Regions from separate parts of the Homo sapiens genome. Here region 2 is linked to region 1. Evidence: read pairs that join two places in POLR2A ChIA-PET (ENCODE). Cell type or tissue: K562. All regions are shown on one strand. Each heading gives the region's core, and the rest is flanking DNA. Links, peaks and the distances in the headings are about the cores only.

The links. Peaks named below come from ENCODE experiments on the same cell type or tissue, not always from the same donor. Only the 100,000 strongest peaks of a DNase experiment are listed, where the experiment ranks them.
Region 2: POLR2A ChIA-PET joins it to region 1 with 5 read pairs; 1 of 35 experiments calls an interaction of 5 or more read pairs at or near these places.

The regions. Positions count from the first base shown.
Region 1 is chr12:113,377,084-113,381,470 of GRCh38, reverse strand. PLBD2 (phospholipase B domain containing 2) reads right to left here. Exons shown (of 12, transcript NM_173542.4): 6 at 629-726. Among named protein-coding and RNA genes, the nearest start is that of PLBD2, 21 kb to the right of the region's middle. RefSeq lists an enhancer at 602-1,127. In K562, for the core only: no CTCF peak of the experiment used is centred there; a DNase peak (open chromatin) is centred at 1,970.
Region 2 is chr12:113,930,833-113,935,219 of GRCh38, reverse strand. All of the region lies in intron 16 of RBM19 (RNA binding motif protein 19), which reads left to right. Among named protein-coding and RNA genes, the nearest start is that of RBM19, 33 kb to the left of the region's middle. RefSeq lists a cis regulatory region at 2,173-2,190, a silencer at 2,068-2,246 and enhancers at 2,109-2,253, 969-2,899, 2,503-3,186, 3,187-3,870. In K562, for the core only: a CTCF peak has its summit at 1,830; DNase peaks (open chromatin) are centred at 1,559, 1,779 and 2,249; H3K4me3 peaks cover 480 bases.

The DNA.
Region 1 (4,387 bases), core at 248-4,247:
TTTTTTCTCCTCTGTCTCGTTGCCCTGGAGATCAAAGGGTTCACTTTCTCAGCGAGGGGTGCCAGGGACAGATTTCTAAACAAGTCTGGACCGCAGCCAGGAAAAAAGATGAAAACAACACACTGTAAACAGCCTCTATTCAGCAAACCTGGTCAGGTCAGAGGGGCTCTGAGGAAAGCAAGAGGGAGGCAGGAGGAGAGGGAAGCGGTGGGGATGTGGGGGGGGCGGGGGCACAGTTATCCTGAATACATAAAAACAAGTGAGGTCACTGAGGTCAGGGATAGTCCCAAACATCCCCAAGTCCAGCCTTTCCTGACAACCAGGGTTACATGCAGAGTCCCAGGCCATCTGCAGGTTTTGGAGGCCCTGTGCGGGGCCTGGGGGTCTATGTTTAAACACGCCCTTGTGGTGGTCCAAGTCCCCAGAGCAGGGGAAGGGCGAGTCTGGGCTCTGAATGGCAGGTGGGGCAGCGTCCACCTCATCCTCCACTGCACCCCTGGCTCCTACATGGCACCCAGCACTGGGCTGCAGCCTGGTCCCCACTTGCCGCAGGAATCAATCCTGCCAGCTCAGAGCCGCCGTGTGACAAACACCCCAGGAACAGAGGAGACATGAGAAAGGGACTCACCAGCCCACTGCCCAGGATGTAGAAGTCGTCGCAGGAGAAGATGGTGCCGGGGTAGGAGGAGAAGACCAGCTTGTTGCCGGGAACCAGCGGGTAGTCCCCTGTGCAGGCAGAGCGAGCCAGGGATGCTGGTCAGACAGGCACAGGTGGAGGCCCCTGCACCCTACCTAACAAGACACAGGCACAGGGGCACAGGCAGGCCTCCGAGGAAGCCCCCACTGTGTCCTTTTTGTCATTTAGCAAATGAGGTCATTGGGCATATAAAAGTGCATATACGTGCAAGTAAAAATAAAAGCTAGCAGCAAAACTTATATAGTTGGCCCTCCATGTCCGTGGGTTCCACATCCTTGGATTCAATCGACTGGGGACCAAAAATACTAGGAAAAAAACATGATTAAAAAGAAACAACACAGCTGGGTGCAGTGGCTCACACCTGTAATCCCTGCACTTTGGGAGGCCAAGGCAGGCGGATCACGAGGTCAGGAGACCAAGACCATCCTGGCTAACACGGTGAAACCCGTCTCTACTAAAAATACAAAAAATGAGCCAGGCGTGGTGGCGTGCGCCTATAGTCCCAGCTACTTGGGAGGCTGGGTCAGGAGAATGGCGTGAACCCGGGAGGCAGAGCTTGCAGCGAGCCGAGATCGCGCCACTGCACTCCAGCCTGGGCGACAGAGTGAGACTCCATCTAAAAAAAATAAATAAATAAATAAATAAAAGAAATAACACTAAAAGATAAAACAAATTTTAAAAATACAGTATAACAACTATTAATGTAGCATTGTATTAGGTCTTACAAGTAATCTAGAGATGATTATAGGATATGGGAGGATATGTATATGTTATAGGTAAACAGTCAGCCGTATTATAGAAGAGACCTGAGCTTCCACAGGGGCTCCTGGAGTCAACTCCCTCCCCAACACCAAGGGACAACTCTGTGTGTGCGTGGGTATATGTGTATGTGTTAAATATATATACTCAGATAGATAGACAAACAGATAAATATTTTGTTCACTGGACATTTTTTTTTTTTGAGACAGAGTTTCGCTCTTTTTGCCCAGGCTGGAGTGCAATGGGGCGATCTCAGCTCACTGCAACCTCCACCTCCCAGTTGTAAGCGCTTCTCCTGCCTCAGCCTCCCGAGTAGCTGGGATTACAGGCCCACCCCCGGCAGGTACCCTCACCCCTGCCCTAGAACTCCTTCTACCTGAAACCCATCCCTTGACAAGTGCTAGTCTGGTTTTATGCACTGTCTGCAGCAGGGCTACTGTGACCTCACGCTTATGCTGGAGGCTCATTACCCCTGTGATCTTGTAAATTGACTCCTTATACCCGCCCTGCATGGGGGCAGAGAATTATCATCTGCACTTTGCAGATAAGGCAATCTGAGACTCAGAAAGGCTAAGTAACTTAGCAGAGGCCAAACAGTTAAATGGCTGAGCAGGGATTCTACCCAGACCTCTTCCCTACAGTGCTCCAGAGTTCTGGGTGTAGCTCTCTGAATTATCCTTTGTCTTTTTTTTTTTTTTTTTTTTTTTGAGACAGAGTCTTGCTCTGTTGCCCAGGCTAGAGTGCAGTGGGGGGATCTCGGCTCACTGCAACCTCTGCCTCCCAGGTTCAAGTGATTCTCTTGTCTCAGCCTCCCGAGTAACTGCAATTACAGGCATTTACCACCATGTCTAGCTAATTTTTGTATTTTTAGTAGAGACATGGTTTTACCACATTGGCCAGGCTGGTCTCGAACTCTGACCTCAAGTGATCCACCAGCCTCGGCCTCCCAAAGTGCTAGAATTATAGGCATGAGCCACCGCGTCTGGCCTGAATTATCTCTTCCACATTAAGTCTTTGCACTTTAAAACAAAGGGACCAGTAGGCCGGGCACAGTGGCTCACGCCTGTAATCCCAGCACTTTGGAAGGCCAAGGTCAGGAGGCCAGGAGTTTGAGACCAGCCTTACCAACATGGTGAAACCCCATCTCTACTAAAAATACAAAATTAGCCAGGTTGGGGGTGCATGCCCGTAGTCCCAGCTACTCAGGAGGCTGAAGTGGGAGAATTGCTTGAACCTGGGAGGCGGAGGTTGAAGTGAGCCGAGATTGTGCCACTGCACTCCAGCCTGGGCAACAGAGTGAGACTCTGTCTCAAAGAAAAAAAAAAAAAAAAGGAAAGGAAAAAGGCACAGTGGGACCCAGCGCAGAGGCTCACACCTGAAATCCCAGTGCTTTGGGAGGCTGAGGCAGGAGGATCACCTGAGGCTAGAAGTTTGTGACCAGCCTGGGCAACACAGTGAGACCCTGTCTCAAAATAAGTAATTTGAAAAACAAAACGCACAGTGGACCAAACATGGCAGTACTGGCAACTCTCCAAGGCAGCCTAGTGGGCAAAAGAAGGAAGTCGCAAATAATTCATACAGTATAATCTTAATTATGATTTTAAAAAAACTCAGAAAGCAAACATTTTAGAGCAGTGAAACTATTCTGTATAATACTACAATGATGGGTATAGCACCCCATTCCATGCATGAAGCCCACCCTTGGAAATTTTTTTTTTTTTTTGAGACAGAGGCCGACTCTGTTGCCTAGGTTGGAGTACAGTGGCACCATCTTGGCTCACTGCAACCTCTGCCTTCGCGGTTCAAGCAATTCTGGGGCCTCAGCCTCCCGAGTAGCTGGGATTACAGGTGTGCGCCACCACGCCCAGCTAGTTTTTGTATTTTTAGTAGAGATGGGGTTTCACCATGTTGGCCAGTCTCGAACTCCTGACCTCAAGTGTTCCACCTGCCTTGGCCTCCCAAAGTGCTGGGTTTACAGGCATAAGCCATTGTGCCCAGGCAAGGTACATTTTTTAAAGTCTAGGAGAAAACATAACCAAATGTTCACAGAAATGTTCTCTTTTGGGTTGTGGAGTGTTCAAGTGATTTTCATTGTGAGAGTGTTTTGGTGGATTCTCCAATGTTCTATAACATACCTGTATGACTTATACAGTATGTTTTTAAAAGCTATTAAAATTTTAATGGATATATAGCAATGAGAATGATAGATCTACAGCTACACACAGTAATACAGATGAATCTCACAGACATGCAGAACAAATGAGCACACACTACATGATTCCATTCATATGACATTCAAAACCAGGCAAACCTAACCTATTCTGTGAGAAATCAGGACAGGCGGTTGGATCACTTGAGGTCAGGTATTCAAGACCAGCCTGGCCAACATGGCGAAACCCCATTTCTACGGAAAATACAAAAATTAGCTGGGTGTGGTGGTGTGTGCCTGTAATCCCAGCTACTCAGGAGGCTGAGGCAGAAGAATCGCTTGAACCTAGGAAGCAGAGGTTGCAGTGAGCCGAGATTGCACTACTGCCCTCTAGTCTGGGTGACAGAGCAAGACTGTTTAAAAACAAAACAAACAAACAAACAAAAAACAGAAATCAGGACAGAGATGATGCTGGGGTGGGGGTGTGCCTGGAAAGGGATACGAGGGAAGCTTCTAGGGGCTGGGAATGTTCTGTTTCTCCAGATGGATGCTATACACAGGTGTGTTCCACGTGCAAGAAATTCAAGTTGTACACTTACAGTGTATACGATTTCCTGTATAAATGTCAATTTAGAGTTTACTTAAATTTCAATGAATGGACATTAGGTTGTCACCAAACCACTGTGATAGCAGACTTGCTTATACACACTCCCCATGCAGAAGCTGAAATGTCTCTCTAGGGACAGACTGGAGTCAGAGAATTGCTGGATCACTGGAGTGAC
Region 2 (4,387 bases), core at 281-4,280, 550 kb before region 1:
GCCTTGGGTGGCAACAGGAGGCAGGCTGGGGACACGTGGTGGCTCCCAAAGTGACCGCTTCCACCAGGCTCTTCATTTCCTTGTGTCCTGGGGATTATCCCTCTCTGCTGTCTTCTTTTTTCTCTAACACTTGTCACAATTTCTATTTATTCTGTTTATTTGTTACTTGTATTTGTTTCCTATCTCAGCCAGACTTTGAGCCGTGAAGGCAGGGAATGGGGCTGTCTCCTTCACTGCCCGGTACCCAGCACCCCGGGGGGCCCAGGCATAGGGAAGCTCGGTTCACAGGTGTCAAGGGAGTGAGGGAATGCATGAGAATCTGCCTCTCTGTTCCTTCGAAAGATGAGGCCGGGTCATATTTGTCTTTGTGTCCCAAGGCTCTGGCACACAGTAGAAGCTTAGTTAGGTTTGAACGTTTGGTTTTCGTTGTTAGCCCAGCCTCAGAACACAGTGGTGACAATAACACCATCAATCAAAATAATAGAGGGGGCTCCCATTTGTCCCCACTCTCACAAATGGCCCTTTATTTTATTTCAAATGCTTATCACTTCCTGGAATTGTGTCATGAATGGTTCCTTTCCCCGGTGTTGCTCTGTCGGACTCTGCCCCTGGAATGGCCACTCCACATGCCGAGACCCCATTCACCTTGCTCACGGCAGTATCCTAGCACCCATGAACGTGCCCCAGTGGCTGATAGTGATCAGGAAGTGTGTGTGAGTGAACCCAAGAGCAAAAGCAGCAGTTATGCCATGCTAGGCATGGTTCTAAGTCCTTGGCATCCTCATCATGTGAGGCCTAGAGCCCCTGGGGAAATGGCCCTGAGATTTCCAGTAAGCAGCCATTCTGTGACTGGCCAAGCCACCTGCCTCTCTGAGGCTCAGTTTCCATATCTGTAAAACGGGCATGATATCCGCCCCGCCCTCTGAGGGCGTGGTGGGATGTCACATGCACATCACCAGTCTTCCGCTGCTGTTGGTGACTGAGCAATATAAATCACAGTGCATCTTGGGAGGCTGAGGCAGGAGGATCACTCGAGTCCAGAAGTTCAAGACAAGCCTGGACAGCATGGCAAAACCCTATTTCTACAAAAAATACAAAAATTAGCTGGGCGTAGTGGTGCATGCCTTGTAGTCCCAGCTACTCAGGAGGCTGAGGTTGGAGGATCACTTGAGCCTGGAAGATGGAGGCTGCAGTGAGCCGAGATTGCACCACTACACTCAGCCTGGGTGACAGAGCAAGACCCTATCTCAAAAATTAAATTAAAATTTAGAAAAATATGGCACAGTGGATAGTCTTTAACTCACCATGGGCACCAGCCCCAAGCCAGCAGCCGAGCTGGGTGATCAAGATGGACACCACACAGATGCACAGACCCCCTTCCCCAGGAACTTTTGAGCTGTGGAGGACAATAGAGCTGTTGGGGGACAAGTGAGATGTCACAAGTAGTAATAGAAGTGGGCCCTGAGTACAGAAATGTCTGCATCACAGCACAGGGTGCATCACGGAGATAGCATGCTGTGGTTTACGGTCAGAGTGTTTTCCCACCCCCTGCCCGCGGGTCCCCCTGCTTCCTGGGTCTACATTGTAGGTTTGAGCATGTGTCCAACAGCCCCTACCTCCCAGAGGGGCTGCTTTCCAGGGCCTGACCATGACTCACACAAAGAAGGCCTTAGAGCCCGGCCGCTGGGCCTCCTTTGGCCCGGGAAGTTGTGCGTGTCTGTGCTAATTCCAAGCCCCGCTGTGTCCCGCGTCATCGGTGAATTCCCACAGAGCTGATCTCCAGGGCCTCCTCCTGCCCTCACTGCACGCAGCACATGCACAGCCCCTCCTGGCGGGTGCTGTTCTTTTCACCTGCTCCTCCCCCACCCCCACCCTCTTTGCATTGTTCCTGAAGCTTCACCAAATCCCCGACTCCCCCGTTGTACGAGGACAACGAGGGCTGGGGGGACTCAGCCAGCCCACAAAGCCCTGGATTTTCTCAGGCTCCCAAGGAAGAAGAGTAGGAGGGGAGTGGACATACCTTTTTTTTTTTATTTTACCCCCTTCCTTTCTGCAAAGCTCTCCTGTTCTCTGTACCAGTCTCGAGGGAGGGGGACAGCGTGTTTTATCTCCCCACAACCAAGACCCTCACCTCCAGATAAAGGGCTCAGAGTGGGGGGAGGTCCTGAAAAGCTGCTTGCAACTGATAACAGTCTTTGCTGTCAGCTCCAGCGCCGAGAGCCGGGAAAGGGGAGGAGGCCGCAGTAAATTCTGTGGCCTGATTATAATAAAGCCCCATGTGGCGATGCGTGACTGGATTTGATTGTGCTAACTACAGATGGAAGCACAGTTCCCCTGCCTCTCCCAACCCCCTCCAGCCCACCTTGCTTTTAGATCCTTCCCCCAACTCCCCCGCCCCCAGGCCTAGCCCTGATTCCTTTCTCACTTCTTCCCTCTTTTTCTGGTTCCTGGTGTTTTTGTTGGCAAACATCTGTTTGAGTTTCACAATACCTTATTTTTTTCTTTCCCATCTTTCTTTTGTCTCCCAACTTGGGGCCAGCAGCAGAAGTGCTTTTTAAAATGACCTTTGGCTTCATGGCCTTGGCTCCTGGCTGTCTCCACGCCTCTCTGGACACAGCCTGGCCTGGTGACTCGGGGAGCAGTAGCTGGCTGGCAAGGGTGCCCAGCTGTGGACTCGGACGCCTGGCACTGGCTGGCCTTCCTGGGAGCCTGAAGCCAGCAGCTTACCCTGCAGGGAGAAGGAGAGGGAGGGCCGAGGGCTCCCCACACTGGGTTGTCTTATCTCTCCCAGGGTTAGGGATTTCCAACATTTTCCCCTGGATTTCTCTCTCAGCAAGGCCTGCTGGGCAGTGTGGGTAGCAAGGGTAATATTAAGAACGAAACTGTTCTCTCCCAGTGCTCGCTGCAGGCCCAGGCTCAGGTCTTGCAGCCTGCTCTGCATTCATTCTCATCATCGTCCTGCAAGTAGGCACCATGATGGCCAGCCCCTTTTTAGATGGAAAGAAGGAAGCACAGAGAGTTTGCATGACTTGAGCAAGGTCACACATGTGGAGAGAGCCGGGATATGACCTGAAGCCATCAACTCTGAGGCCTGTGCTCTTACCTAAGACCTCACAGCTCTTCTCGATCACAATAAGGGCTATTTCATGATCGCTGTGTTCTAGGCACATGCTGAGTGCCCAACAGACTCATCGCCCACAAGTAGATCTGTTCTGAGCCCAGTGCTGGAGATTCAGTGCCAACTGAGTCAGACTGGGTCCTGTCTCGAGCTCCCTGTGTAGTTGGGGAGCACAGATAGAGGAGCAAACTGCTCAATACAGTGATGATGGAATAGGACAGGGCTCTGAAAAGAAGAAAGCAGAAGAATGGAACAGCGAGTGGTTGGGCCCAGGCTGGAGACTGCTTTAACTAGAGTGGACAGGATGAGCTCCCTGTGGGGAGGCTGTGTGAGAAGGAGCCAGGCCTGGGAAAGCAGCAGACCAGCAGAACAGGCAGAGGCCAGCAGGTGCAAAGGCCCTGTGGTAGGAAGGGGGCTTGGCAGGCTCGGCCATCAGAAAAGAGACCAGTGCGTTTGGAACGGAGGTGACGGGAGAGAAGGGAAAAGGGTGAGGGATGAAGTCAGGGAAGGTGGCGAGCCAGGGAGAGGGGCAGAGGGCACAGCAGCAGGGAGTCTCTTCAGTTGTCCAGGTGAGGTGAGGGGTAACAGAGCCATGGCCTGGCATGTGGAGGAAATAGTGGATACTTGCATTTCTAAACAGCCCAGCAAAGCGCAGGTGTATGAGGACTGCTGGCAAAGATAACAACTCTTCCCCCTTCGAAGCACACCAGCCACAGCTCATGGACCTGGGAGGCCATGCTGAGGGCTGCTGGGCCCTCCAGGTTGTTGCCCTTATAAGACTTGGGAACTCCTGGAATGCCATGCTGGGGACTAGCTGGGTTCTGGGGCCTTGTGGGAGAGAGGGGGAAGGGCCATTATCTTTGCCAGTGGTCTGTATACACCTGCACTTTGCTGGGTTTTGAAACAACCTATACAATACATCCTATACAATATACTCACATTAATTTACAATTCATTTAAACTTCAAATGTAGATTTTGCATTCTTCGTCATAATTATTACATTATCGTCCTTTTAAAATTTGGTAATTGAGTTTACAGTCACTCACTGTTCTGTTTACCAATTTTCCTACAAATGAGCATGACTTTGGGGTTTTTGTTTGTGTATGTATTTTTGGTATTAGGGGAGAGGTGGTTTTAATAAGCTCTATTTTATAGGTAAGGGTGCAGAGACAGCAGTGAAGTCACTCACCCAGGGCCATGCAGCTAGGTTGTGGCAGGGCTGGGACTGGGCCTGCCCTCCTCGTCTTTTCCAGGCCCCCTTCTCCGGC